Linked DNA regions of Mus musculus: region 2 is linked to region 1. A link is a loop called in an ENCODE intact Hi-C map of the cell type or tissue named here. Cell type or tissue: heart. All regions are shown on one strand. Links, peaks and the distances in the headings refer to the core of each region. The heading gives the core; the rest is flanking DNA.

Region 1 (14,888 bases), core at 2,727-10,726:
TGTACTAGCAAGGGGTCCAACATCGAGCTGTGACCCGACAGCCTTTAGAGTGGCTAAGGCAGAGTGACCACAGCCATTCCTCTCTTTCAAGTTCCAATGTGACACTTCTTTGAATCTTCTCCCTGCACAGCCCCCTAACCAGGCCACCCCTCTTGCTTCCCAGGGCTAGGAAAATAGGGTGTAAGTGTCTGTTGGACCTGGATTAAAGCTCTTCCTGGTACATAGGCACAATGATGGGGCTACTTTGAAAATAGGAAATGGATCACAGTATTGCACACAAGAGGTCAAAACTAGTGAACGCTCAGAAGAGGGGCTGGCGCGATGGAAAAGCTGGCGAAGTATGAAGACCTGAGCTCGTTTCTGGGACCCACAGAGTGGATGGAGAGAACTGACTCCTGCAAGCTGAGCCCTCTGACTGTCACACATGTCTGTGCATGAGTGTGTCCCCTCTAAATAAAATGTAATAAAAAATTTAAATGCTTAAAAGGTGGATGAGACAATATAAAAATGAGGAATGAATTTGACTGGAAATTTCTAAAAAAAAAAAACACCAAAAACAACCAAACAACCAAACAAAACCTCTACAAATTGCCCAGTCTCTTAGTCACTAGGGAAAGGCAAATCAAAACTACTATGGGATAATACTTCACCCTGCCAGGGTGACCAACAGAGAAGAGATTACCAGGTGTTAGTGAGACTGAGAACTGAGCCCTGGTGTCTCCCGGTGGGACTGTAAAATGATGGTGCTGCTTTCCACAGGAAGTGCTACCAGAGTCTGGGCACCCTGCACCCCAGATGCATCTCTATGCATTGCATCTGAAGTGAGCAGATACTGACAGGCCCCAGCCTGAGGTGGGAGGGGGCTTATTTTGGCTCCTGGTTTCAGTCTGCCATTGTGGGGAAGGCATATGACAGAGGCACCAGGCAGCTGGTCACACTGTGTGCTGAGTCAGGAGGCAGATAGTCACACTGTGTGCTCAGTCAGGAGGCAGATGGTCACACTGTGTGCTCAGTCAGGAGGCAGATGGCACACTGTGTGTTCAATCAGGAGGCAGATGGCACACTGTGTGCTCAGTCAGGAGGCAGATGGCACACTGTGTGCTCAGTCAGGAGGCAGGTGGCACACTGTGTGCTCAGTCAGGAGGCAGGTGGCAGTTCTGCGAGGTTATAAGCCTTACTGGTCTGTCAGAGGATCAGAGGAAATCACAGATGCCTGTGACTCAAGCTCTGGAGATCTGATGCCCTCTCCTGACTCTCATGAGCACATGCACACATGTGTGAACACACACACACACACACACACACACGTGCGCACCTCTACAAATAAAGTAAATCTTATAAAAACAGAACAAGGTAGATGGAACCTGAAAAACCACACCTGAGGTTGGCCTCTGGTCTCCACATAAATGTACCTGCGTGCACACCTACACGCCGACACATGCACACACACTAAGGGTGAACCGTTCCTCACCACCGAGGAAGCCCACTGGCTTCTTCCATAAACCCAAAATGTGACCACAGAAGTTTGAAAATAACAATACAACAGGACCATGCCACAGAAAGGGTTATGATCCTGCTGTGAGCGAATTCTTCAGAATGGCGTGTAGGGGACTCCTACTCAGAAATTAATTATGTCTGAGCATACAGTTGGTACAGTTAAGGTCTCTGGGCTGTATTCTCCCATGCTTTCTGTGACCATGCGGTCGCTCATAGCGGTTGACAGCTGTGTGTGTGTGTGTGTGTGTGTGTGTGTGTGTGTGAATGAGAGAGAGAGAGAGAGAGAGAGCGCGCGCAGAGCGCACTAAGTTGAGCCTACTCTCAGGCCACCCCCAGCATGCTGTCCTGAGGTGGAATCTTTTTCTTCCTTTCAAGGCCACAGTGGACACTGAGCTGTCCCTGCATTGGCTAAAGTCTCTCAGTCTACGTTCAGTTCTTTGCCCCAGGTCACCTTCTGTCCCCACTCCGAATATCTAGGAGCCAGACTCAGCAGCCTGGGAAGGCAAACAATGGGACACTTGGAGGGCAGCTGGGGCCAGGGCTTCAGCAGTGGGTTGGGCTGGGGCCACCACAGAAGCTACTTGTGGCTGGTCCTGGCTGTGGCTAGAGCAAGGTCCTGCTCAGGTCAGCTCCTGAGGACCCCACCCTGTGCTGAGCAAAGTGTCATCAGGATGGCAGGTCTGAGGCCCAGGGAGGCAGGGAAGAAAAGAAATCCCAGCTTTTAGCTTCCATGCTTAGCCTGTGCCTTTCCCCAGGCCTTTGTTTTTGTTGTTTTGTTTTGTCTGTTTGTTCTTCTTGTTGTTGTTTTAGATGGTTTCTTTGTGTGTCCCTGGCTGGCTTGGACCAGGTTAGCCTTGAACTCACAGAGATCCACCTCTGTCTTCCAAATGTTAAGATTAAAACTGTGTGCCAACCACCCAGTTCTGAAGTCCCCATGTTAGCTGTGAGCCCTGGGGACCATGTGCCTACTCATCTCTACAATGGGGTCTGAGGGAGAGAAAGCTCTCAGCACTAGATACATATATGGTGCCTGCTGCCTTCTCTTTCTGTTTGGCTGAAGGCTGCCTCTCTCTCTCTCTCTCTCTCTCTCTCTCTCTCTCTCTCTCTCACACACACACACACACACACACACACACACACACACACACACATCCATCATTGCAGGCTGCAGGGCCTGGAAGGCTGTCTGTGGTATATGCAGGTCTCACTACTGTCTGGGAAAGGAAACAGAGCCCAGGAAGCCCCTTGCTTTGGGCAACAGCCTCCAGATTCCAGCTCACAATCCCCTCCCTGGTCCCCCAGGAGGGCTCTCTGTCTGGCTCTGGACCCCAGCCTTCACACCATTCACACCAGGGCTCTGCAGCAGCCCTGACACTGGGGCTGGTAGTAGGAGGGGTCTCAGCCTCTCCCAGGACTTCTGCATCTGCCTGCCTTTGCCTGGATCAGGGAGATGGGCTCCTGACTAAGTGGGCCTCTGCCCACTGTCTGCAGGGAAGCAGAGACCTGGTTCAACTGAAAATCTGCAATGGCAGGGGTCTGAGAGAGGGAGAGAAGGGAGTCTAGCTACCTGATTCTCCTGGAAGCTAAGGGACCAGGTCTCCCCCTTCCTGTCCCCTGGATGTCCTTGAAGCTATTTTTATGTGTTGCTGGAAACCAGAATTACAGCCAGAGCTGAGGTGCTGGGAGGTTTCCCTGGCGCTCTGGGTCTTGCCTCAGGGAGCAAAGGCCTTTACGGGAAGATTGGTGGAGGTGGGCCAGGAATCCACCATGCAGGTGGGGAGCATGGGTCCCTGGTTAGTGGAGGTCATTATTAGCAGGCCCCTGATTGGCACACGGGTGAGAACAGTGACTCGGGGAGGCTGTGGTGCCTGTGACATTCAGTCAATCAATCACCTTTGGCCTCTTTTTTTTTTTTTTTTTTTTTGTCTTTAGACAGTATGTAGCTCTGGGAACTCTATGCAGAGAAGGCTGGTCACAAATTTATAGAGATCAGCTTGTCTCCTGCTTCTAGAGTGCTTGGATTAAAGGCATACATTGCCACACCAGGCATGGCCTCCTTTTAAAAATTACACTTATTTATCTATTTTGTGTGTGCGGTGACTTGTCAGTGACACTAGTGAAGGTCAGATGACAGCTCGAAAGAACAGGTTCTCCTCCTGCACCGTGGCTCCTAAGGATCAAATTCAGATAAGCTTGGAGGCAAGCATCTTTACCCACTGAGCCATCCTAGCCTGCTTGGGCATTTAAGAAGGAGCCCTCCCAGGGATCAGGAACAGGGGCTGGAGTAGGGAGAATATTGCCCAGAAGCGGGGCTTGCTGGTCTCTGCCAGGTCTGGGTGCAGGGTGAGGGTCACCCTCAAAACAGAGCCCTGTGTTGTGCTCTAGCCACCCTCACATTCATGTGCTGTCTCACAATCCTCCCATGGTTCCCTACTGCTCAGCGGAGACATACATGCCCATTTCCTCTAGAGCACGTGTCTGAGGAGTTTGACCTTGCTTGAGTGCTCCCCTCCTGGCCTATGAATTCTCATTCTGGCCAGCACCTTCCGAGGAGCACCTTTTGAGAATGAATCCAGAGGGAGGACCAGAGGCAGGGAGATGTGTGGTCCAGGGCAGAAGCTCTGGACTGAAGGTGACTGCCCAGGGTGTATAACTCAAACTCCCTTAACACTGTTTGAAGACACAAAGACAAAATGGTGGAGATTCCTATGGAGAGCTCTTGGTTGCTGCCCTGAACTTTAAAGAGATCAGGCAGCAACAGCTTTGTCAATGGCAGGAATTATTGGTTACAGTTTATGGTCACCGGGGCTCTTGATTTGAGGTCTCCAGTTCTTCCGTTTACATTTCCCTCTCCAGATGTGCTTCCAGGGGCCAGTTCCCCAGTTCCCTGTCTCCATGGCCGTCCCCAAGGACATATTCTGGGCTCCCAGCTCCTCATCTTTGTCACCTGCTCATGCTTGGTGTGTGTGTGTGTGTGTGTGTGTGTGTGTGTGTGTGTGTGTGTGGTATGTGTGTGGTATGCATGTTTGGTGTCTGTGGTGTGTCTGTGGTATGTATATGTGGTATGTGCAATATGTGTGTGTGTGGTGTGTGTGTAAGTGTATGTGTGGTATGTGTGGTATGCCTGTGTGGTGTCTATGTGTTTTGTGGTGTATGTGTGTGGATATATGGTGTATATGGTGTTTGAAATGTGTGTGGTGTATGTGTAGTATGTTTGTAATATATTTTTGTGGTGTGTGTGTATATATGTGTGTATATATATATATATATATATATATATATATACGTATATATATATATATATGGTATAGAAAGATGTGTGTGGTGTGTGCTTGTGTTATGTATGTATGGTATGTGAGTGTGTGATGTGTTTGGGTATGATGTGTGTATGTGGTGTATGTTTTGCGTGTGGGTGTGTGTCTCTGTCTATCTGTCTGTCTGTCCACGTGGATTCAAGGACACACTTGGTTGTTCCTCAGGAACTTTCTGCTTTGGTTTTGAGGCAGGGTCTCTCACTGGCCTGGGCATGCAGATTCATCCATGCAGGATGGCTAGTGAGCTCCACGGCTCTGGCCTCTGTCTTCTCAGGGCTGGCGTTACAAGCCTGCATCACTGTGCCTGGCTTTCCAACGCACGGGTTCTGGAGATTAAATTCATGTCCTCCGGCTTGCAAGGCAAGCATTTTACTGACTGAGCCAGCTCCCGACCCCTGAAACTCATTTCTGACTCCAGGGCGATCTGTGTCTCTCCAAGGGAAAAGGTGGAAGATGGTAAGGTCAGTTACCTGCCCCAGCCAGGGGAGGACAGGGAAACGGTGTGGGTGCGTGCGCACACACCCACATTTCAGTCTTGCTCTCCGAAGGCTGATCTGGGGGCCATTTTCTAGAATCCAGATTGTTGACTGTTGCCTGCTGATTCATGCCCTGGCTGGCCTCAGGGCTTCTTTCCCCATCATGCACAGTGCCTGAGCTTCTGAATCCAGGCTCCAAGGTGCTTAGGCACAGTGCTTTCCCCACAGAAGTCTCTAGCTCTGTTAGAAGGTGCATCAGCAATGTCACTTCCCAGGAGAGTCCCCCACCCCCACCCCAGCCTCCTCCTTACTTGCTGGGTGTTATGGCTTCTGTTCTTCCCTTCTCGGGTATTCATGGGTACTTGAGGTATGGATTTGTTTGCCTGTTTATTTCTTTAATGTCTGTTTCCCTGACCAGATAGTGGCTTCTTGCAGATAGCAATGCCATGGCTCACCTCTGCAACCCAGTTCTTAGCAGAGCTGCCAGCATCCAGCTGACCTGCATAAAACCTTACAGGATGAATGAGTGAATAGACTCCTCCATGGAAGAAGTGATTCAGGCTAACAGAAGCTCCCACCTAGAGGATGTTTGTCCCTGGCCCTGTGCTGGACTTGGCAATCTAGCTTCCCAGACTCCAAGTCCCTCCTGAACAGTCTGTCTTCTGCTTTTGCTGCCACTGAACATTCTTGGACTTCCGTAGAAGAACCCGTATCACCTTGTTTCAGATTCTCAGTTACATTTTTGATCCAGCGGCAAAAATGCTATCATGGTCCCTGGCTGATGGGCAGCGATTCCCACAGGCATCCTGGCTCCCAGATCTGGGCACTGGGACTTCCACCCCCTGCACTGAGAGGTGCTCAGCTATACATCTGCCTGCCTATTGCAATGGGGACAGATTGTATTGGCTGACAGGTTCCAGTCTCCTCTTCCCACTTCGTTGATAGACACACTGAATCCAGCTTCGACAGGGTCCCAGGGTCACCTCACTCCTTATAAGATGGGTTTCCTGCCTCAGAAAGAGCACCTATTTCCTGGAGGGTGGCTGGGAACCTTGGCTATAATTGAGTCAGTCGTGGGTGCCTCACACCAACCCTGTTTACAGATAGCCAAGCTGAAGAACTGGAGGGTCTGTCTGATCACGTGCCCATGGCTCAGGGTAGCTGGTGGCACGGAGCCTGCATCTGTAGAATTCTTGAATCTTAACCTTAGTTTATAAGCAAAGCAATACCCGGTACCAAGAAGGATGTCATCAAAACCACGTGGTGCAGGACTCGGCCTGGTGGGCGTCCTCCGCACTGCGGACTGCCACAGGTCTGATCCTCTTTTGAATGACACACAAACCACACCCAAATCTCCTGCTTATTAGTCCTCCTGGCCACGCCTAAGTCCAACCCCCGCGCTGTAGGTTCCGCCCCCCGCGGGCAGCGCTGGCCTCCCATTGGCCTCCGTTTCCATGGTTACACGAGACCTGCGGCGCTGCTGGCTTCCCGACACGTGTCCCACGGAGCCGCCCGGAATTTGACAGGGGACCATGTGCGCGGCAGCGCGGGAGCCAGACAAAGACGGGGAGGCGGTGGGGGACGAAGCCCGGTGGAGAGACGAAGCCAGGCGGAGAGGCTGGGAGCCGCGCCTCCCGCCTGCTGGACACCTCGCTTTCCTCATTATTGCTTGAAGAGTGGATTAAACAAACAAACAAACAAACAAAAATTAATGGGAGAGAGGTGGGAAAGGATCAGAACCAGCCCCACCTACTGTCTCTTCTACAGGAAAAACCCACAGGCGAACATCTTTTATGACTGTGAACGCGCAGGCTCCCTGCTTACACCTCCTGGCCCTGGGCATCTCAGCCCACCTTAACTTCAACCAGTGAGGTTCAAATTCAGTTGATTTTGCCTGGCTAGTTCTAGTAAGGAAAGCTTTTCTGGCGTGGTTGTTTCGATGCTTGAAATAAATGAGATCCAAGCAATTGTGGGGAACCTCTCTGGCCCAAGCATCCTCTGCCTCTCTTACTGCCTTCAGGCAACCTCTCCCATGAGGCCCTCCTGGGCTCTGGCCCCAGCGCTGTGGGGCACGGACTTTGTCCTCTCGCACCCCCATTTCTCCTCTTGCAGCCCTTTGTGATGGCTACCATAACAAATCACTCCAGATTTAGTGTCATAAAACAACAGCGGAGTTCTACAGGTCAGAGGTCAAATCTGGATGAATTCAAGGTGTGCAGCAACATTGGGTTCCTTCTGCAGATTCTCGTGTGTGTGTGTGTGTGTGTGTGTGTGTGTGTGTGTGTGTGTGTGTGTGTGTTTGCACTGGGTTCCTTCTGCAATCTCTATGTCTCTGTCTCTGCTTCTCTCTCTTGTGTGTATGTGTTTGTGTGTGTATGTGTGTGTGTTAGCACTGGGTTCCTTCTGTAGTCTCTATTTCTGTCTCTGCTTCTCTCTCTCTCTCTCTCTCTCTCACACACACATACACACACGAGAAAGAGAGAGAGAGAGAGAGAGAGAGAGAGAGAGAGGACTGGGTTCCTTTTGCAGGCTCTCTCTTGTGCATGCATGTGTGTGTGTGTGTGTGTGTTAGCACTGTGTTCTTTCTGCAGTCACTCTGTCTGTTTCTCCCTCTCTCTCGTGTGTGTCTGTGTGTGTGTGTTAGCAGTGGGTTCTTTCTGCAGTCTCTGTTTCTGTCTCTTCCACCCCCCCACCTATCTCCCCCCCCCTCTCTCTCTCTCTTTCTCTCGTGTGTGTGTCTGTGTGTGTCTCTGTGTGTGTATGTGTGTGTGTGTTAGCAGTGGGTTCTTTCTGCAGTCTCTTTCTGTTTCTGTCCCCCCCCCTTGTATGTGTGTGTTAGCAGTGGGTTCTTTCTGCAGTCTCTTTCTATTTCTGTTCCCCCCCCCCCGTGTGTGTGTGTGTGTGTGTGTGTGTGTGTGTGTGTGTGTGTGTGTAAGGGTCAGCCTCCTTACCTTTCTCCAAGCAGAGAGCCCACCCCCTGACTACCTTCCTGATCTTTGGCCCTGCTTGCTCTTCAGTTACCTGCTTTCCCATCTCAGAGTCCCTCAGTCACTCGGATGAACTAGAAGAAACCCCCGGCTCAAAGGCTGGTGAGCTGCCTCTGTTCCTCTCTGCTGTGAAACAAGCCATCTGTGTGCCCCAGGGGTTACGCTTGGGACATTGTTCTGCTAACCAGTTCACCTCTCCAGCTCCCCCCACCCACTTAGAAGCCTCTTTCTCTTCCAAGTCTTTCTCCCACGATGCCTGCCTGAGGTGGTGCCTGCACACTTCAGGTCTCCTCTGACCATAGGCCAGCACTCTAAAGTATTCCTGCAGCCTCTTCTACCTACAAGGAAAGCCAAAATGGCGCTGGGCCACACACAAACCCTGATCTGCCCACCCGCTGGTCTCCCCCAGACCCTTCCCTCTCCTACCCTTTCCCTTTGCGTCCTGTTTCCTGTATATTCCACGGTGTTTGTCACCTCCTGGCCTTTGCCCGGTGGTTCCACTCTGGATCTTTCTGTCTGTCCGCCTTCATTCATGTCCCCAGGAAGCTTGACTGACCCTTCCCAAGCACCTGAATGTACTTATTGTTTATTAGTCTGGCAGAGCACAGAGGCCTTGCCTGTCCCCTCTTGTCCCTCACAGTCTTGTGTCTTGTTTGGCCACAGAGCTAGCCATGAGCTGGTCCCAGAGTCATGGTGAACCCTGTGAATTTCTACTGAAGCTCAAGGACTTGGTCTAGGGATGCTGACGAGACCCACGGCCAGGACACACAAGATGCCAGAATGACAGCCGTGACGTGACATCGCTAGCAGCCGCTGACACCGGAAGCTGTTGACACGGGATGCCGCTGGCACCGGAAGCTGCTTGGTAGCATCTCCAAGCTTGCTTTACATAAGCTCTCAGAATGGCTGGGGAATCCAGCTCTCACCTGCTCCCCACTTTATGGATGAGAACCTTGGACTCTTCAAGTTGACCATACCTGCCTTTTGACTAGAGTGGAGGCCAGGGAAGTTTCTCATGCTTCCTGCTTGGAGGGGGCGGGGGCGGGCGGGGGTGGGGGCGGGGGCGGGTGGGGGCAAGCCCCAGCTGTTGTTGAGGTGAGGCATGGTGACTCTTCCTGGAGGAGGCTGAGGCTGGTCAGGACTTGGGTGGGGCTGAGCAGGCTGCTGGGAAGCCGCTTCCTTCCGGACCCTTCCTGTTTCCTTTTCCTCACTGCTCAGCCAAGCGATTGTCTTGCTCAGCCCTCCCCGGGCCTGCCTGGGCAGGATGTGGAGGCAGGAGGTTCTGTTTTCAAAAAGTCAAGTGTGGATTAAACACCTTGAACTGCAGACTCAATGTGGCTCAAAGAGTAACTTTTGTGTTATGTGTATTTTACCAAAATAAAAAGAACTGAAGGGCTGACTAGATGGCTCAGTGGATAAAAGTGCTTGCTGCCAAGCCTGGGACCTGAATTCCGGCCCTGGAACACACATGGTGGAAGGAGAGAAACCATTCCTGCTTGTTGTCCTCTGGCCTCTCCACAGGGACTGTGGTATGACGTGTGCTCTCCTCTCCAGATACATTTTAATGATTGTAATTTTTTTTTTTCTTTTGGGACAGAGTTTCACTGTGTAGCCCTGGCTGTCCTGGAACTCACTCTGTAGACCAGGCTGGCCTAGAACTCAGAGATCCGCCTGCCTCTGCACCCCAAGCACTGGGATTAAAGGTGTTTGCTACAACACCTGGCTATGATTATAAAATTTTAACATCAAATTGTCAAAAGAAAGGGAAGTGGCTCATGTCCCCGAATGTGAGGCTCTGTACCTGTGAAGCAGTCACCGCCCCTTGCCCTTCCCCATGCCTGACATTTCATTCTCTTCTGGAACTGATGACAGGTGTGAAGAGCTGATGGGCTGGCAGTCCCATAAGGGGTGCTCCTGGCTCTAAGGACCCATGGCAGGGGGACTAGGAGTTTGGCTCCTAGATGAGTCCCCCCTCCTCAGTGCTTGCAGCCTTGAGAGTCACAGGTTGTTTCCTGTCCCTGGCTTTCCTCTTCCAGCAACCATGATTTGTGGAGATGTCTTTCCCAGTGGGTGGGAGTCCTCTGCTGGCACAGTCCACTATGCCGCACTTTGACTATCATGACAAACAGACTCTTCTGTTTTCAAGATTTGTTTCTGTTTTACGAGTGTGTGATTGCATGTATGTCTGTGTATCATATGGATGCCTGGTGCCCTCAGAGGCCAGAAGAGGGCATCAGATCCCCTGGAACTGTAGTTCCAGGTCGTTCTGAGCCCCATGTGGGTGCTGAGAAACAAAGCCAGGTCCTCGACATAAGCAGCCAGTGTTCTACCACTGAGCAACCTCTCCAGCCCCTCCCTGCATCTTAAATTTGCTCAGTGGACAAAGGGCTGGGTGTGAGGCCGGGAGACTGCATAAGGCCTTTCAGCTACTGACTTCCTCTGTGTCCTAAGGAATGTCATCTCTCTGTGCAGCACCAGGTCCTTCCCTGTAAGCTAGACCAGTGTGGGACAACATCAGGACTCTGTCTGTCTTCAGTACTTCCTTCATCCTCTCAGCCTAGACATGTCCAGTGCCCATGGAGGAGGAAGAGGAAGAGGCCGAGGATGCCAAAGCCAGTGGAGCCCTTGGCTCCCAGGGCATGAACCTTCAGAGTGTTCTCAGACTCTGGCAGCCTCCACCCTGGGTTCTATTCTCTCCTGCTGGTGGTTGGAGCTGTGCCCCATCATTGTGGGAGCAAACACCCACCTTAGTCATAGGATCTCAGAACCAGGTGTTATTTCCCCATGTGTCCCATGGTCTCTACAGGACTGGGCCCACAGAAGCCTAGAAAGTGGTTTAGCTGTTGCTACAAGCAAGGGACCGAGGAAGAAGAGAAGGTAGAGAAGTCAAACTCTGGATTCAGGGTCTGTGCGAGACACACAAATGCTTCACAAGCAGAAACTGGGCCATGGTGTCACCACTGAGACCCAGAGGGAATAATATCGCTACACCCACGGGCCTCCCATGAGCCATGGCTGTAGAAAGGCAGGTATTTGAGACACAGTCTCAATCTCTGCTTATACAGGGTTACTGCTGGAAAAGGGGGCCCGAATCTCACTTGCCGGTGAGAAGGGTGTAGTGGTCCTTAGTTCCATCACTTCACAGATGGGGACAGGGAGAGTGTGAGAAGCACCCAGCAAATTCATAAGGTTAGCCAGTGATGGCCCAGGGTGAGCCTGAGACCTGTGGTACAGGGTGGGCACAGCCAGAGTTAGGCCACGTGTGGTGGTTATTATATAGTCAACTTGACAGTCTAGAACCTCAAGGGAGATGGCCTCTGGCCTGTCCCGTGTTAACAGATGTGAAGATGGGTGTCATCCTGACCATGGGTGGAGCCACTTCCTAGGTCGTGGACTCCCAGATAGTAGAGCCCAGAAAGAGCAAACTGAGTGCTAGCACACATCTTTCTGTGGTTTTTGATTATGGACTCCATGTGACCAGCCGCTGCAAGCTCCTGCCACCTGATGAACTGTACCCCAGATTGTGAGCTGAAATGCGCCCTTGGTCCTTTAAATTGCTTCGGTCAGTTTTTTGTTTTTTGTTTTTTTTGGTTTTTCGAGACAGGGTTTCTCTGTATAGCCCTGGCTGTCCTGGAACTCACTCTGTAGACCAGGCTGGCCTCGAACTCAGAAATCCACCTGCCTCTGCCTCCCAAGTGCTGGGATTAAAGGTGTGTGCCACCACGCCCAGGTTTTTAGATGCGCCAGAAGACGGTGTCAGATCTCATTACAGGTGGTTGTGAACCACCATGTGGTTTCTGGGATTTGAACTCAGGACCTTCGTAAGAGCAGTCAGTGCTCTTACCTGATGAGCCATCTCTCCAGCCCAGATCTGACACCCTCTTCTGGTAGTTATTTTTATTTGATCCAGGATCTTACTATGTAGCCCAGGCTGGCCTGGAACTCACAGAGATCCACCTGCCTCCGCCTTTCTGGAGTGCTGGGATAAAAGGCGTGCACTACCATGCTTGGCATGTCAAAATATTTTGTCATAGCAACAGGAAAACAAAGGAAGTCACAAGGGAATGAACAAAAGTCCCCATGTTAGTGGCTCTTCAGCAGGCAGCTCAGGGGCAGGAGCAGTTTCACTGTTGTCATGGCTCTCGTGTTCCCAGACCTGGTAAACACGCTCTTCTTGTTCTCCCCGGCTTCTCAGAAGCCCCCAGTCTGCTTCTCTGAATCTGATGGTCCTAGAAGCATGTAATGGCATCTGTCCTTTAGATGTGTCTAGCTTATTTCCTTTTGCATAATGTCCTTAAGGTTCACTCATGATGTGTCATGGGATGAAATGTTCTTCTCTAAAAGGCTGAAGAGTGTGCCCGGACATTCTTTTCGGGACAAAATTTAGGGCAGAGCAGACCCCGAGGATGCGTCTTGGTGACTCCAGTGTTAAGGTCATAAATGCTGGAAGGAACTGACAGACGGATTGTGGGAGACATGGCAAACTTGGGCATGGTTGGGCATAGTTGGATAAGGTTGGATGAGGCTGGGTGAAATGGGCAAGTGTTTGTGGATGTGAAGAAGAGAGTGTTGGCCTTTGCCAAGGCCCATCGAGGATGCAGACTGATTTCTGGGCCCCCAACTGATGGGTCATGTTGACCTCAGCATGAGTGGCATAGGAGGAGGGGACCACTTGGACCTGGGAGAGAGAGAGGAGAAGCAGCAAAGGCAGCAGGCACATGATATTGCTGTGCAACAAAATGGAGGGAGCAGAGAGAGAGAGAGCTTGGCAGATGATGGCACTGGCGGCAGCCTGACACACTCTCATCCTTGATGAAGCTCCAGCTGGGGAGGAGTGATGGCTGAAGGGAGGAGGGTGGAGGACCTTTGAGGAAGCTCTTAGATGCTTTTTGAGAGGCAGGAAGTGTCCTAGAGCATGAGGCGGGTCTGGTGGGGCACAGTGTCCTTATTGGCTTGTCTCTATGAAATAGGAAGCAGGAACCTCAGGAGAGAGAGTGGGGCCTGGTCTGAGGAGCTGGGGAGGAGGCACGGAAGGGCCACATGGGAGGAGACAGGACAGAGGAGACAGGAACAAGATGTAGAGATGGCTGAGGCCGCTGTGTGCTGTGCTGTGTTGCATCTCCGAGCCAGGCACCAGGAGTATGAGCACATGTCTCATTTAATATTCTCACCGAATTCTCCGGAAGACTCTGCCAGGTCTGTTCTTTGTTTTTAGTTTTATTTTTTTTAGTGTCCGTGTGGGTGCACCAGTGTGTGTGCATACATACCATGGTATCCGTGTGGGGGCCCGAAGGTGACTTGGGAAAGCTGGCTCTCTCCTCCCATGTGGGGAAGCAGACTCAGCGTCTTCACCAACTGAGCCGTCTTGCCATCCTATGAGTGTCTCTCGCTGTGTCTGCTTGTTTATTTACTTTTGAGACAGAGTCTCATGTGGCCTAGACTTGCTGTGTAGATGAAAATGACTGGAATTCCTGATCCTCCGGCCTCCACCTCTGATGCTGAGATTCTGCACTTGGTTTTCTGCCATGCTGGGGACAGAACTCAGGGCTTCCTGCACTCTGGTCACCCCTTGCCAGCTGCACTGCGTCCTCGGCCCTGGCTTTCATCTTGTGATGAAATGACAGTGACAATAATCCCAATGTCCACATTCCCTGTTGTCCAGAGAGTGAACCCACTCCCTCTAGAGCCCTGGTCCTCAGCCTTCCCTAATGCCTTGACACGTTAACACCACAACCTCATGTTGTGGTGACCCCCCAACCATAACGTTACTTCATTGCTGCTTAATAACTATAATTTTGCTACTGTTATAAATTGTATTGTAAATGTCTGATATTCAGGATGTCTGATATGTGACCCCTGTGGGGGCTGGTACCCACAGGCTGAGAACAGAATCTCTAGAGGATGTTGCTGGTCAGTGGAGCCTGTGGGAGGTGATGAAAAATGAGGGTGGGGCTTTATGTCTGTATCACTCTTATGATGCTGCGGATGGCACCCAGGGCCTTGCACGTCTCTACCCTGAGCTGCATCCGAGCCCTATGGAGAGCCCTTGTAAGAGGCCTGGAGCTTTCTTGTTCATCAACCCCACAGGCTGCAGAGAGAAGGCAGTGTTTATGAGGCAGAAAATGCTCGCTAGGCAGGGGATTCGCCAGCTCCTGGATGGAGCCTGGACGGCCATGAAAAATAAGCCCCAGCACTTTTCTGTCTCTAACTTTCCTGGTGCTGGGAATTGAACTTAGGACCTCCCAGCTGCTACGCAAGCACTTTACCACTGAGCTATATTCCCATCCTGGCTCTAGCTGACTGTACACCCGGTGATCTACCGCATTTGTTGAAGTCACCTAGGCAGACGGAGATGGAAGGCGCTGTCCCTCATGTAACCTGCAGTTCTAACACCAAAGCTAGGCCATGAAAAGGCCTGTCAGGGTCTGGGAGATGGCCCTGCTGTACAATAGGAGGACCTCAATTTGGAGTCTCACATCCACATAAAAAGCAGGGTGCCTTGGTACAGGCCTGCAATTCTACCACTGGTGGGTGGAGACAGCAGGAGCCTAGGGACTCGCTGGCCAGCTGGTCTAGCCAACCTGAGAGAACTAGGTGTCTCAAAAATAAGATGG
Region 2 (14,888 bases), core at 2,936-10,935, 70 kb before region 1:
AGGCTGGGAGCTCCAACAGGTAGAGAGGCTGGCTCCCAAATGCTGTGACCTTGGATGTATGTTCTCATTTCCAAAAGGCTGGATCCACCTCTAAGGGTAGCTGGGAAGTTGAAATTAGTAATCCACAGAGGTATTTGCTGTTCTGGCTATTTATTGCTTTGGTGGTATTGAGAGAGCTTTCCCGGGGCAACCAGCGCACACTTTGTAGATGTGCGTCCAGTGGACAGAGCCAGTAAGACGCAGCACTTGGTGTGCATCCTGTTTCTCTGCACAGTGGCCCTCTCGGGAGTTCGGAGCAACCCCAGCCCCAGTCTTCTCCAGAGGGCAGCTCAAAGCTTTGTGAGGCTCTATAGCTGTCATATCTAGCTCCAAGCACAGCTAGAGACTGGCTTAGCCCTTCCTCAGCATCAGAGGCAGCCTGCCTTGGGATGTATGTTTTATGCTGGCGGAGAGTCGATTAGCTGGGGATGACCAGGGGCTGAGCCTCTGTTTTCTGGATGGCACCTTCTGTCAACCATGCGGAGCCCCAGTCTCTTCATCCTTGGTCTTGCTGGAAGGGACCTGGCGGCTCCACGCCAGTGACCCCATGCCTAGGACTCTCATGGCTAGACAGTCCCACCTCTTCCCCCCAGTGTTTCTGGGGTGTTATGCCTGTGGAGCATCAGTCTCTCCCGGGGAGTTGTGGGCTGCCACGTTGTATGCTGCAAAGGAATCCAGGGGCTGTGAAGGGGATAAGGAGAGGAGGATGCTTGGAGATTCATGTGTCCCAGGCAGTGGGAGGACGGGTGTGGTCCTCAGTATGGTGCCCAGCCTTAGTATCTGGGCTGTTGTTTATTTCAGGGGGGATGTCTGTGTCCTCTGTAGAGCAGTTTCTCAACCCTTTGTATTATTGCGCAGGGTACCTAGGCCCTGAAGACAGAAGCGGGGCTGGGGGTCCTCTCTTGTGCAGCTCCCTGAGCTCATCCCCTCAACTCCCAATTTCACTAGATCCCAATGTACCCAATATGTCCTGAGCTCAGAAAACCTGCGCGGATAGGGAAGGAGAGAACCCTAGTCTGTAGTCTTGCTGATCTCAGAGCTTCTATTTCGCACCCAAACACCGACCCCCCCCCCCAACACACACACACACACACACACACACACACACACACACACACACACACACACACACACACACACACACACGTCTTCCCTACACGAGTCCCAAGGATAGACGCGAAGGTCCCAAGCCCCTCACTGGGAGTTTCGCTGTTACCAGCTCCACGCTCCCAACAAAGGCGTCCGACCATGTGCCCTTCTCCACGCAGACCTGGAGTGGGAGAGCTCCACGCTCAGGGTCTCTCTCAGACCAGGGCTGGGTGGGGATGCGATGTTAGGCCGCCCGTGCGCGGGTGCGCCGGTGCGTGTGTTGCCTCTCCCAGCAGCCCGCCCGCCCCCGGCTGCGCCTCGCCCACTCCCATCCGCACATTCTGCAGCGCCTTCCAATTGGCGCTAGGGGGAGCCGTGGCAACTGACTTGGATTGACTCAAAACTGCATCCAACAGCTATTTCCTTAGACTTGTAGGGGGATATGGGAAGGGGGTTAAGATGCACCCCCTCTTTAGCTCCAGTCTCTTCCCGTGGGAGGCCAAGAGCAAGTCTTTGGGTGTGTGGGTGAGGTGAAGGTGTCTTTTCTCCCGGTAACTCACACCTCCAGAGCATCCCTCTTACCCAACCTAGATCGCCGACCTCCGCGGCCTCCCCAACCCCCACGTTTTGGAGTGTCCCCAAGAACTTCGCCACGCGCGACAGCGAGATCCAGAGCCGAGAGGCCCCCTGAGAGTGAATAACATCCGCCTCTCGTCTGGACTTGGGACGCTGGGCGACAGCGCCTCCTTTCACCCAGCGAGGCTTATGGGGTGGGGCGGCGTGAATCGCCTGGCCGGTGGCTGAGAGCTTTGGCGCAGAGAAGGGAAGCAAGGGGGCTAGCCAGTGAGAGCGAGAGATCTTTAGGGAGGCAGCCAGAGACGAGAGACATTGCGAGAGATCTTTAGGGAGGCAGCCAGAGACGAGAGACATTGCGAGAGACGCTACCCTAAAACAGCAAAGGCTGCCGATTTATCTTACCCCACTGCCCTCCACGCCTCCCCAGTTCTTTTTTCCTATCCCCTTAGCAAGGTTGGAACCACCCGTGTGCCCTGGGGCCGGAGCCGCGGCTCCAGATGTGAATTTGGTTCCAGTGGGAAGAACCCGAGCTTCCTTCGGTGCCTTGGCACATTCTCCCACTCTGAGGTCATTCCGTAGGTGGTCAGAGGGGAGCGCGCGCCTGGAGCCTTCCTGCTCCATCCACAGAAGAGAGAGGCGGGCGGGAGGGAGCAGAAAAGGAGAGGGGAGGGGCACGAGGAGGGAGACGCCGCCAGCACACCACCAAGTGGCACTGAGCAGTGATAACAAACTCAACTTTAAAAAAAAAATAAGAAGAAAGAAAGAAAGGAAGAAAGAAAGAAAAGAAAAGAAAGGAAAGGAAAGGAAAGGAAAGGAAAGGAAGAAAGAAAGAAAAAGGAAAGGAAAAAACTTCCCCAAGTTGCTTGCTTGAGACGTGCTGATGTGCGCGGTCTGAGGATCAGGTCAGGGAGTGTGGGTGGCCCAGAAGTCTCCCTGCTACAGAAAGTAGGGGCCAACTAGGCCCTTGCAACCCTGGTGGTGCATGGAAATATGTTGGAGGCTGGCTCAGCTTCCTGCTGGGCAGCGGGTTCCCAAGGGGGCAAGACCCGCTGGTGAGGAGGGCTTATGGAGAAGACCTTGTAGCACCGGCCTCCATCCCCAGAACGCACACATACTGACTCCCAACCCTAGCTCCATCCCCAGCACACACACACACACACACACACACACACACACACACACACACAATTCCAACCCTGGCCCTGCGGATATGGGGGTATCCATGGGTTTCCACCATGGCCCTGGAAAGCTGGTGTTTGCTTGCGTGTGTGTGTGTGTGTGTGTGTGTGTTTAGATTTTCTCACCTCTAAGCCCATGTGAAAGCAAAGGAACCACCATACACTCTACAATTGACTTTTTATTAAGATTATAAATTTAAACAAATAACCTGAACAGTTTTACCCGGTGAGATACAATTCATTATGCACAAAAATACAGGAGGAAGAAGGGCCGGGAAGGCAAGGTTGGCAACTTGTTTTGGAGTCCTCGGGGTGTTGATGGCAGAGACCCAGAGGGGCACTAAGCGAACCTCACCTTCTCACAACAAAAGGCTTTTAAATTAAACAAAATCTATCGCGCTGAGGACGGAGACAGGGTTCTCACAGGCTGGAACAATGCTGGTTTCATGAGATGGGACCGAAGGCTAAAGCACAAGGTAACTTAGAAGCGCGCACAATCACTAGAGCTGACCAGGAGCTAAGCGAAAAGTCTCCAGCTCAGTCGGCGGTCCGGGCCCCTCCCTCCCCCGGGGATCCAGGTGAAGGAATCGACTTCCTTTTTTGTTTAGTGAGGACCGCAGTGCTGGGCATGATGGGAAATGTAGTTCGCCCTGCTCGCCCTCCACCCCTTTCCCAACTGTGCTGAGAGTGTCAGGGTGCCCCCCCCCCCCCCCGCCCGAGTCCGCGAGGCGGGTGGAGGAGGGGGAGGAGGACGGAGCCAGAGGGGCGGGGAGAGGAGGGGTTCTAGACGCCCAACCCGGCAAGAAAAGAAAAAAAAGTTGAAGTGTTTTCATTTCTGCCTTCTCATTTTGAGAACTTTGGAGGCCGCCCCCAGAGAGGAAATGTGACCGAAACGTCCCTTTTGGAGATAGAGTTTGCCTTTGTTTTTTTGCTCAGGGTTTCACAAGACCCGTTCCTCACCCCAGAAAGGCACTCAGGAGAGCGGAACGTCGGGCTTCCCGGCTCTTGACAACTGATTAGAATCGGCGTCCGGGGCCCCGCGCCCTCCTGCGTTGCGCCCCTGGCGCGCCCGGGCACCCAGCCTCGCCCCCGGCGGCCGGGCACCTCCTCCGGGCAGCAGCCCTGCCTCACGTGGCAGGCTCCTCGCTAAACACCACTGCAATCAGTACAATAAAAAGGGGGGGAAAAGAGTAAGAGAAACACAAAGCATACTTAAATAGGCGCTTTTTCTCTGCAAAAATAAAGTCCAAGATTTTTAGATTTTTTTTTTTTATTTTACAATTTATAAAACATCAGCCTCTGCTCGTCCCCAGCTCAGCCCCGAGTGGCCAGGACCCGCTCGCTCCCTATCGCCCCTTGGCCGAGTCTTTGTCTGGCCCCAGCCCCGCGGGGCCCAGGGTCCCCATGCCCTCGGGGGTCCCTAGAAGGCGACAATGGCTCGAGTCCAGGCGCCGAGGCTGGCGAGCGCCTGCTTGGCGCACAGCTGCCCGTTGAGCGGCGGCGGCTGCTCCGAGGAGTCCGGCTGTCGGCTCACCAGCCCCGAGAAGCCCGAGCCAAAGATGGAGATCAAGTTTGAGATGTTGGACGCGTCCGGGGACGAGTCCGGGCAGAAGTCCTCGAAGCGGGCGCGCTTACAGGGGGCGAATGGGGTACCCCCGGGGGGCTCGGCTCCCAGGTCGCCCGCGTCCTCTTCGTCGTCCTCTTCCTCCTGGCCAGGGTAATACTTGCGCTTGCAACCAGCGGCGGACGCCAGACCGGGTCCCGGAGCGCCCTGGCCACAGCAGGGGCAGTGGGCGGAGGCGCAGCAGTCCTGGTGCAAGTAGCCGTTTTCTACCGTGGTCACCACGTGAGTGTCCAGGTCCAGCACGGTGGTCTGGCTGCTGCAGTGCACGCCGAAGTCCGAGGGGGCCGGGTACGCGCCCCGGTAGAAGCCAGTGGATGAGGAAGGGGCTGTAGAGGCGGGCGGAGAGGAGGCAGCGACGGTCGAAGGGGCAGCCCCCGGAAGCACCGAGGGCGCAGAGCAAGCGGCCGGGACGCGAGGGTCCCGCGGGCAGAGCGCGGCGGGCGCGGGCGGCGGCAGCGGCGCGGGACCCGGCTGCAGCGGCTCCAAGTGCTGCCCGCGGTGGGGCGCGCCGTGCGGCGGCTGGAGCGCAGCGCACCCGGGCAGCTCCGAGAGCGCCCCCGCGCAGCCCGCGGGCGCCCCGGCCACCGCCACCGGCGCCGCCGCCGTGCAGCCCCTGGGCGCCGGGTGTTGGTGTTGGTGCAGCTGCTGCTGGAGGTGCAGCTGGTGAAGCTGGTGGAGCTGGTGCAGCTGGTGCCGGGCAACCGGCTCGCGCGCCTCCGCGTCCCCGCCGCCGCCAAGTTGGAGCGGGCCGAAGTCGGCCGCGCTGGCCGGCATTCCGGGCGCCGCGTAAGCGAGGTGCTGGTGCTGGTGGTGGGGCGGCTGCTGTTGCTGCTGCTGCTGCTGGCGCCGGTAGAGCTCGGCGTAACGCTCGCTCAGGTAGAGCTGGCGCGCGTTGCGGAGCACGTAGGACACCAGGAGGTTCTTGTGCAGCTTGATGCCGCCGCGCTGGGTCCGGGAGCTGTGGATCTTGCGCAGGGAGATGCTGATCAGGCTCTGGGCGTCCAGGGCGCACTCCATGCTCCCGCGGAGACGCGGGCGGCGGAGCAGCCGCCTCTGGTGCTGCGAATGCTGCTCCTTGCGTGTGTCTCCAGTTGGTCGCCCGGGCGAGCCAGGCACAGGGAACCGAGCCCGGGTCGGCGGGTCGGCGACACTCCGAGAGAAGTCGCCACCATGCGTTGCGCGCCACCCGCAGGCTCACGCTCCCCAGACGGCGCCAAAGCAATGAGCCTCCGCCGGCCCCGGCCCCAACTATTTAGCTGGGCAGCAGCGCCCCGCCCCACTGTAGATTAGCCAATAGAAGCGTGTAGAGCCTTCCGACTGACAGCCACTGCCCTCCCCGGGACCACTTGACTGGCCAATCAGACCAAGGCGGTTCCTTTGTGCTATTCAAATAACGAACGGACCCCGGGCCTCCAACGCCGCCGTTGCCTCGAATGTTCTCCTGGGGCCGCGGCACCTCGTGGGACTAGGAGCCTCCGAGGTAGTCTCTCTCAGCTTTGGGTCGCCTCTTGGGAGCCACGTCGAAATTCGTAGCTTTCCTGGACGTGGCTCCTGCGAGCTGGGGGTCGGCTCACCTGAGCGCAGCGGAGATGGCTCCGCCCCCTTCCGCATGGTTGGGCCTCACCTGCGGCAGGTGCGCGCGGTTCCCCCGCTTCGAGCCACGCGGCGCCTCCTCTTTTCCACCTGCCACGGCCGGGGGCAACCTGGGCGAGCTGAGCCTTCTTCCAAGAAAAGCTGAGTGGGGGGCGCACCTGAGAACTAGAGTGCTGTCTTGGAAGAGAGGGTTTGGGGCCTGATTACCTGATGTGTTAGCCCAGGGGCCTCTGGGAATGGTCACGGAAGGGCCTCTCTTTCTGTTTGACTCAAATCCCAGTGATTTTTGATCTCTAGTAGAGAAGCTTTGTGATCGTGAGACTGCCTGGGTGGGGGGTGGGGGTGGGGGTTTGGGCTATGAACCCGCCCCAAGCTTCCTCCTCTTTTGGGAGACCTCTTCTTTCCTGACTTAATATCAATGACAATAGAAGCCCTAAGTGCCTAGCTTGGATCTCTTACCAGAAAAGTCTGAATTTCTCCCTTTAAGGTTCTTGGAGGCCAAGCTTGAGACCGCTTGAGTGGAGCAACCTGTTAAGTTTTGGTCCTTACCCTGAGCCCCAGGAGTACCCAGGCCAAGGACTTCTCCACTTTTAGATTCTTATTCTGAGTTATCTACTGACCAATTGAGGACAGAGAGCAGAAAAGAGAGAAGATGCCTGAGAGTCCCCTTGTACTGAGAAGCTTAAAGAGAGTAAGAGGGCAAGGGTGGGTGTGGGGGGCCCAAGATGCCAGCCGCAAGCCTCATCCACCGCGTTTAAGGTTCCTTTTAGTACTTAGGTCAGAAAATTGGCCCAGGCAGAGTCCAGGGCTGGGCCCTTGAGTGGGACTGGGGGATGGGGGGGGGGGAGTGGGGCTCTTCTGAAACCCTCTGTCTTTGGACCCTCTCAGCAACTCTGCCCCTTGGCCAATGTCTCAAGAAAACCACTCACCAATTGTTTCTGTAAGTGGTGGCAAGTGTCAAAAGCGGGGGACAGTTTGCTCAGGTTTTCAGATGAGGAGGCGTAGTCACTAGCTCCAAAGAGGCTTTGTCTAAGACCACAGGCTCTGGGCACAGTGCTCTGCTCCGTCCGCACCATCTGGGGACATGTAACTGTTAGAACAGCTCTTCTCACCCTGTGTCAGCAAGGCCAGGATTACGTTGTGGGGCTGAGGCTGGAACCTCAGAACAAGCACACGTGGTGGCATTGGGGATGTAACCTCATGCATCCTGGGGGTATAAAGCCGTATCTCTGCCCACCTGAATATCTCAGAAGCTTACAGGTTCAGGAAGGGAGCGGGATGCTCCTACAGCCAGGAGGACTGAGCTGGAACTGGGGGAGTCTGCGGCTCACAATGGATGCTGTCTTTTCCCAGTATTTAGTGAAGAAACTTGAGACTTGAAAGAGGTGGTGGCGGGATTTGAACCGAGTTCTGTAGGTGCCTGGAAATATGTTAGTGGGGCCGAGTACACTTCCTCAGGCCTAGCTCCTGATGAATGATGTAATGCCCCTGCCCCATCCATCCATCCATCCATCCACCCATCTATTTATTTATTTTTTCCAAGTGCCCCAGGACCAGAGTTCTCCAGAGCTCCTGTGGAGGCAAATATCATTCTTGGTTCCATACATTCATAGTCATTCTTAGCGCTGTGACATAGAAGATAGCTCTAAGGACCAGCCTGGGAATCAGAGTGGGAATAGAAGTGGGTGGTGGACTAGGAAATCAGGTCCCTCTTTTGGGCTTGGTATTCCCCCCTCCCCCATCCCTTCCCCAGCCACCACTAAAGGTGAAGTTCTTTTCAGTGGGAATGATGAAGTCTCACGCTCTGAGGCAGTTGAGCCACCACTGAGCCACACCCCCAGGTACCAAGGTGAGTGTTGAACTAACTCTAAGGCCCTTTCACTTGTGTGTGTGATTATGTGTGTGTGAGCACTGGGGATGGGATTGGTGAGGGGTGCAGACAGGCAAAGTGTGGCCACTTTGGGGGGGCTCTGTGTAGCCCCATGGGGGGGGGAATCTTCTTTGCAGCCTGTTCTCAGTCTTCCTTCCTTCTCAAGTGCGGGCTCTGGGGTCAGCAAGCTGAGCAGTTGTTTGGCTTAATAAAACCCCTTGATCTTTTTTGAGGTAGCTTTGGGCAGGGGAGCTGCTGCAGATGTTTCAGAAAACCTCCCACTGAAGGAGGCAAAGGACAAAGGACAGCTGAACTATGTGTGTGTGTGTGTGTGTGGCATGTCCTGGGGGAGGTGTGGCTGTGGGGGGGCACCTGGTAAGGATTTATAAATATGGATGGAGTGGGGTCAGCTGCATTCAGACCTCTGCTTGTGCACACAATGATTTGGCAGAATGCTACAGAGACCATTCAAGACTCTGTGTGTGTGTGTGTGTGTGTGTGTGTGTGTGTGTACATATGTGTGTGCACACGTGTGCTTCTGTGTGCATGCATGTATTCCTGTGAATGAGCAGGGCCCTCAGCCACCACCTTGTAGAGGGGAGCAGTGCACGAGGCAAGGTTTCTAGAGATCACCTGAGTGAGGTTGGGGTGCTCGCCTTTCTTCCTTGCCAACACAGGTAGATTACATCTGGTCTGAGTAACCATTCCCTAGAGGAAGTTAATTAATGCCTCAATATTTACCAAGTGTCTGCTGGGATGGCGGCTCAGAGCAGGGCATGGATCACTGGGGACCTGGGTTCCATTCAAACCCCAGGCAATGCCAGCCCCAGGTGGGTCAGTGCTCTTATGCCCTGTGAGTACCCAGAAGCTGCATACACCAGATCTCAGGGCATTTAGGAAGGTACCTGGCCAGAGATGGGATTTAACCTTTGGGGCTTTGGAATAGTTTTAGGGGAGATGCCCGGGTGAAAAGCATCTTGGGGGTGTTGTGCTTTGAGTTTGGGGGTGCAGTGAGTAGGGGGGACTTCTTAGGTTTGTTTATATGCTTACTCTCCTGAGAGAGGCTTTCATAACCTTTGCCTGGAGGCCATGGAAGTGTAAGGAAGAACAAGACACAGTTGTCCCCTGCAGTGAAGGAAAGAGATGGACTCTCACAGAGCAGACACAGGAGGCCCAGGAAGCTCCTTGTGATAAAACCAAGACCTTAAGACCAAAGAAGAAGAGATGCTTTCTACAAGTATAGAGTCAGGAAGGGGGTTCAGTGAGGGTCTGATTTACAGTAGGTGCTCAATAAACATCTGTAGAATACAGTGAATGTAATGTGTAGAAGCTATAACGACTAAGGCCAAGCAACCCTTCTCCCCATTTCCAGATAGGTAAACTGAGGTCCAGAGAGGGGGTAGGGTGTGTTCTGGAATTGGCCTAGATGCCCCTTCAACATCAGCCTGTCTCCCTGTGCTCCAGGCTCTAGCTGAGGCTGTTTCATATGGGACTTGCTCTACGGGGTCCCTGGCCCCCATGGCCCTCATGTGGCAGCTAGGCATGGCAACACAGGAGACTGCCTGGTGATAGTAGTCAGTGCTGCAGGGCAAGGTTGGGGTTTTGCAGCCAGGAAGGAGAGCAGCTATTCTCAGCCCTAAAGGACCAGGGAGAAGTTTGCCTCACACGGTCCTAGCAAGAGACGCAGTCCCAGGAAGACAATGAGGCCTGGCTTCGATAACCTCAAGGCCCTTCACCTAGTAAGAAAGACTGGCCTCATCTCAGCTTTGAAGAACTTGTGCCCTCATTCTCACCAGGTCAGGGCTGAAGCCCACACCAGTCAGTAAGGCAGGGCCTCTAATAATCGATACCCTATGGCTGAAGCAATAGAGGCACAGACTATGTGTCCTTCCTGAGGTCATACAGCAAGGAAGAGAGGGGACAGGATCTGGAGGAGATGGACACCATACTGTGGGTGGGTGAAGGAAATATGGTCCCCACCACTGCCCCCCCCCCCCAGGTGACTGTACTTGTGGACAGCATGTACAATGTTGCTAGTATCTCTTGTGGGTTTCTGGACACTTAGCTAGCTGGGTATACATTTGTTTATTCACTCATTCAGGCTGCAGGCTAGACTACTTGCAGGCACTGGCTAGGCTGTAGGAAGAACACACAGCAGGTCTCACTACCTGGAGTCCAATTTGAAGTATCCTTTTCATCCCCTGACCAATCCAATTGATTGATAATGTCTGCCTGGAGCTCTGGGTGAGAAGGAATTTGGTATGTACCACACTTGATTAGTGATGTCTGCCAAGGGCTCAGCTGGAGCCTTCAAGACCAGTGTGCTAGGCAATTTGGACACCTGGGGGTTCCAACAGATTGAGTGTGGGTTGTGGGTCCAGGATCAAAGGACAGGGAAGTCCTTCGAGAAGCTGGAAGAAGGGAGAGCAGAGCTCTTTCCTCTCTTCTTCCTCAGATTCCTTCCAGATACTGTACCCTGGGCAGGCTGGGATAAGCCTCGTTGACCTGGTGAGTTTGGGGCGGTATGAATGGCAGCAGCTAATCCCTCCTGTCTGGAAGTTGTTTTTTTGGTTTTTTTTTTTTTTTTTTTTGGTTTTGGTTTTTCGAGACAGGGTTTCTCTGCATAGCCCTGGCTGTCCTGGAACTCACTCTGTAGACCAGGCTGGCCTCAAACTCAGAAATCCGCCTGCCTCTGCCTCCCGAGTGCTGGAATTAAAGGTGTGCGCCACCACGCCTGGCTGGAAGTTGTTTTTAGAATTCAGTGTAGACCTTTGTCCCTGCACAGCTCTGCTGGGAGTTTCTAAGGCTCTTAGGACAGAACCTTCGAACTTCGCTTTCGTTTGGGTGCTGGAGGCTGCTGAGGTTGCATTGCTCCTCATCCCTGCACCAGATAGGTGAGAACCCCGGGTGCCACTGTGGGTGCTGGCTTTGCCAAGAGCTGCTTTTCAGTAATTCTCAAAGCATTCGAATGTAGTGGGCAGTGTTGCAGACCCATTTGAGAGCCAAGTGGATTGAGGCCCAAGGAAACAGGGTCCCAAGCCTGGTATAGTGGCTTATGCCTGTCATCCCAGTACCTGCGGTGCAGACAAGAGGGGCTTGGACTACAGGCTGATCTCAAGGACAACATCAGTACATGAAACCAAATCAAACTAAACGACCCAGAGTGACACTGGGTGTGGTGGCTCCCACCTGTAATTCTAGTACCTGGGAGGCCAGCCTGTGCTGTATACATAATTAGTACCAGGTCAGCTGGGATGGCATAGCAGTGCCTTGGTTCAAAAAGCAGGAGTGGGCCAGGTGATTGTGGCCACATCCCATTAATCCCAGTTCTCGGGAGGCAGAGGCAGGTGGATTTCTGTGTATCCAAGCCTGGGCTACACGGAGAAACCTTGTCTCAAAAAACAACAAAAAGGGAGTAGGGGAATAGATGAGTGGACAGACCATAGTAGGGAAATAGGCTGATGGACAGACCATACCCTGACATGGCTTTTTGAGTAAAGGCACTTGACAACCCAAGTCCCGTTCAGAACTCACACAGAAGTGGAAGGAGAGAACGGTTGTCCTCTGTGCTCCACATGTGTACCTGAGCTGGGAAGACATGGCCTTTACCCACCCCTGCCCTGCCACCTTCTGTCTTAGTCTTGTGCATACCTATTGGTTCTTTCCTGTATATTAAGTGCCTACTGTTTACTGAACTCTGGGTCAGCTCCCAGAGCCATGGGAGTCCTGCTGTCAGGAACTGTCCTTACCTTTTCTTCAGGTGGAACAAAGAAGGAGTAAGTGGGGAGAGACGTGTACTGGACAGCTCTGAGTATGGCGGCCAGTGCCTGTGAATTGGACCTGAGGGTGGGGGGTGAGCAAGAGGCTAGAGAGTGAGAAGCCAGCCTGGGTTAGTTACACAGCTAGACTCTGTCACAAGCAAGCAAGACTGCCTTGAAGAAGAAAGGAACCAAGGAGGCTGGAGGAAAAGACAGTGCCCACCTTCTCAGGCCATGGGGTGGAGGGTCAGGTCCCCTTTATTGGTGGGTGGTACCCCTGTTGCTCACTGCTCAGGACCTGAAGCTGAGGCTGCTCCTCTGTTACCCCTGCTCCCCCAAACTGGAGAATTTTTAATGCTGGTTCCACAGAACAAAGAAGTGTTTTTGTTTTGAGAGCTCTCTCTCTCTCTCTCTCTCTCCCTCTCTCTATACACATCTGCACATGTGTGTGTTCAAGCCTGCATGTGTATGAAGGGAGTGAGTGCTACGGAGGCCAGTGACACTGTTTCTAGTTTCTTTGTCCTTAATTCATCTTCCAAACCCCTCTCTATTCTCAACTTAATAAAAACAAACAAACAAACAAACAAAACAAAGCCTGAAGGGGCAGGCAGGAATCCCAGCTACGCCAGAGATGGAGCAGAAGGATCGAAAGTTCAAGGCCAGCCTGAGCTATCAAAAGAGTTTAAGGCACATGTGGGCAGCTTGGCCCTGCTTTAAAATCGTTTGTTTGTTTTGAAGGTGTGGGGCATCTCTGTTCCAATGCTTGCCTCCCATGTGCCAAGCCCCGAGTTCAATCCGAGCGACTACAGAACAAAGCTGAAGTAGGACCTGGAGCCGGTAGTGTGGCTCACTTGGAAGAATGCTTGCCCAGCGCCTCGTAAACCAGGCCCACACCTGTGGTCCCAGCACCTGGGAGATGGAGATGAGATCAAGGTCATTTTCAGCTACAGATGATTTTGAGTCCTGATCCAGCATGGGCTACCTGAGCTTCTGTGTCAAAGAGAAACAAAGAAACAAAAACTGAGGGCTCTCTTCACTCCTGGCCCCAGTGCTGGTGCTGGCTGAAGGTTCCAAGCGTCCCCACATCTGTGTCCTCATGGCACCTACCTGGCTCTGTGAGATTCAAGCATTTTTGCCATTCAGATGGGAAAGCAGGCACTGAGACAGAAATGGTTTGGGGTGTCGCCCTCCCTCTAGCAGGTGGTGGAGTAGGGGGTGGGGCTCTTGACTCCCATGACCTGCTGAGTCTTTGTTTCTGGTCTCTCCTCTCCCCAGTGAATTTCTCAAACCTGCCATTCTGCCTCCAGGAGAATGTAAAAGTGTGGGTCTCACTGGTGACCTCAGAGGACCTGAGAAGGGGGAAGAGAAAGGGAGACATAAACAGGGCTGTGAAGAGCAGGGCTTTTTCCAGACCTGACCCAGGGTGGGTCTTGTGCCTGCTGTGGTGGCTCTTGTACCCTCTGCTTAGCTTATTTGGTGAAGGATCAATGCATGTGACCAAACTCTCCAGGTGAGTAGTTCATGGGACCCCTCAGGGACCTGGCTGAAGTATTTTTACTGTCATACCCATTTCACAGGCAGGGTGGGCTTGCTTGATGCCAGAATAGACCCTTCTTAGTCCTGACCTCTATAGAGGCACTTACCAGGTGTAGGTAGCCTCTGGGATGCCCCCGACCCCTAGAGCTGGTTCATGAGTATGGTGTGTATGGTGGACCCTCCACCCTGCTCTGGTGTATCTCCTCAGCCTGATTTCACAAGTGCCTGCCTTGTGACTGTCCCTCTAGGGACAACTGCAGCTCCTCCTGTACTTCTTTGCTGGGGTCTGCCTTCAGTTCCTAGTTTTCCAACCCTCTCTCCTTAAGGAGGAGGGGATGATCGTATGAAGGGCACTCATGAGCCAGGCTATGCTCTGTAGCAGCGACAGTGACCTGACTGGCAGATTTTCACTCTACAGACATGTGTTTTCATTTCAGCCACGTCTAATGTAGGCCAGACCACTGTCCTCTAGGCCCCAAGATCCTGCCGTCCAAGGTTTAGTTACAGACCAGCCCCCTTCCTCCCTGCCCCCGCCTCTGTGTGTGTGTGTGTGTGTGTGTGTGTGTGTGTGTGTGTGTGTAGATGGTAGAGTCCGGATGGTTTTCTCTTAAGATTTATTATTTACTATGTGTCTGTGTGAGTGATTGCCAAATGTGTTTAGGTGCCTGCAGAGGCCAGAAGAGGGTGTTGGATCCCCTGAGGTTATAGGTGTTTGAATGCTTAGTTGGGTGCTAAGAACTGAACTTGGGTCTTCTGCAAGAGGAGCAAGGAAGTACCCTTTTCCTGAGCCACCTCTCCAGCTGTTTTTTGCCCATTTGTTTATAAATATAATGGATTTTATTTTTGAGAATTTTATGCACATATACAATGTATTTTTTTTTACCATATTCACCCCCACTGGTCTCCCTAACCTCCCCCATATTTACCCCACTTCCAACTTTGTGTCTTCTAAAAAATAATAAATCTAAGCCACTGAGTCCAGCTGCACTGTGCACACATCTATGGGTACAATGCTGTCCACTACGGCGTGCTGGACCTCTCAGAAGCCTCAGCTTTTTCCTTAAAGGAAAATAACTCTCCTCCCCCAGCAGTGAGGGGCAATCAAAAGCTCATCAGCACCTGTGGGTGGGGTGGAGGGCCCCACCCCCTGGGTTAACTGGGTTTTGCACAGGTCTTGTGCAGACAACCACAGCCAAGCTGCTGGGAGCGCATGTGCCCTGGCTTGTGCAGGGGACGCTTGCACTCCAGATCATCCAACGCTGGCTCTTAACATCTTTCCAACTCCTCCTCTTCAGTGTTTCTTGATCTTTGGTGTGTGTGTGTGTGTTTGTGTGTGTGTGCGCGCACACGAGTGTGTGCTCAAGGGTGTACATAAGGTAGGGTGTTGTATTACGGAGTCGTATTAGTAGTCCTTCCTTCTATTGGTCAGAAAAGAGTCACATGGTACCAACTAGCTCCAAGGGAGGCTGGATGTGTATGTAGTTCTTCGAAGCTAAAGGAACAAATGACCTAGTTCAGGGTTTTTCTTTGTAGCCCTGCTTGTTCTGAAACTTCCCTCTGTAGACCAGGCTGGCCCTATGTGCTCTGATTTAAGCCATCAATTGCCTCGACTGGCCATAGGAAAT

The links. A loop is a pair of places that touch in the nucleus more often than their neighbours do. Peaks named below come from ENCODE experiments on the same cell type or tissue, not always from the same donor. Only the 100,000 strongest peaks of a DNase experiment are listed, where the experiment ranks them.
Region 2: a loop joins it to region 1, with 4 times the contacts of the local background. A loop is called at or near these places in 10 of 42 quality-filtered maps.

Annotation. Positions count from the first base shown.
Region 1 is chr2:30,538,541-30,553,428 of GRCm38, forward strand. It overlaps Gm31585 (a long non-coding RNA gene), which reads left to right and starts at 5,951. Exons shown (of 3, transcript XR_374225.3): 1 at 5,951-7,498; 2 at 8,305-8,376; 3 at 8,938-9,304. It overlaps Gm14487 (predicted gene 14487), which reads left to right. Exons shown (of 3, transcript NR_166439.1): 3 at 1-480. In heart, for the core only: a CTCF peak has its summit at 6,569; DNase peaks (open chromatin) are centred at 3,219, 6,711, 8,510, 9,461 and 1 weaker place; H3K4me3 peaks cover 1,029 bases; H3K27ac peaks cover 5,693 bases.
Region 2 is chr2:30,468,489-30,483,376 of GRCm38, forward strand. Ier5l (immediate early response 5-like) reads right to left here and starts at 5,711. Exons shown (of 1, transcript NM_030244.3): 1 at 4,143-5,711. The coding sequence starts at 5,523. The coding sequence ends at 4,303. It overlaps Gm31291 (a long non-coding RNA gene), which reads left to right and starts at 5,820. Exons shown (of 7, transcript XR_003954013.1): 1 at 5,820-5,986; 2 at 6,587-6,790; 3 at 7,881-7,948; 4 at 10,425-10,477; 5 at 10,755-13,237. In heart, for the core only: CTCF peaks have their summits at 3,952 and 5,743; DNase peaks (open chromatin) are centred at 3,523, 4,543, 5,783 and 7,213; H3K4me3 peaks cover 3,677 bases; H3K27ac peaks cover 3,619 bases; H3K27me3 peaks cover 1,709 bases.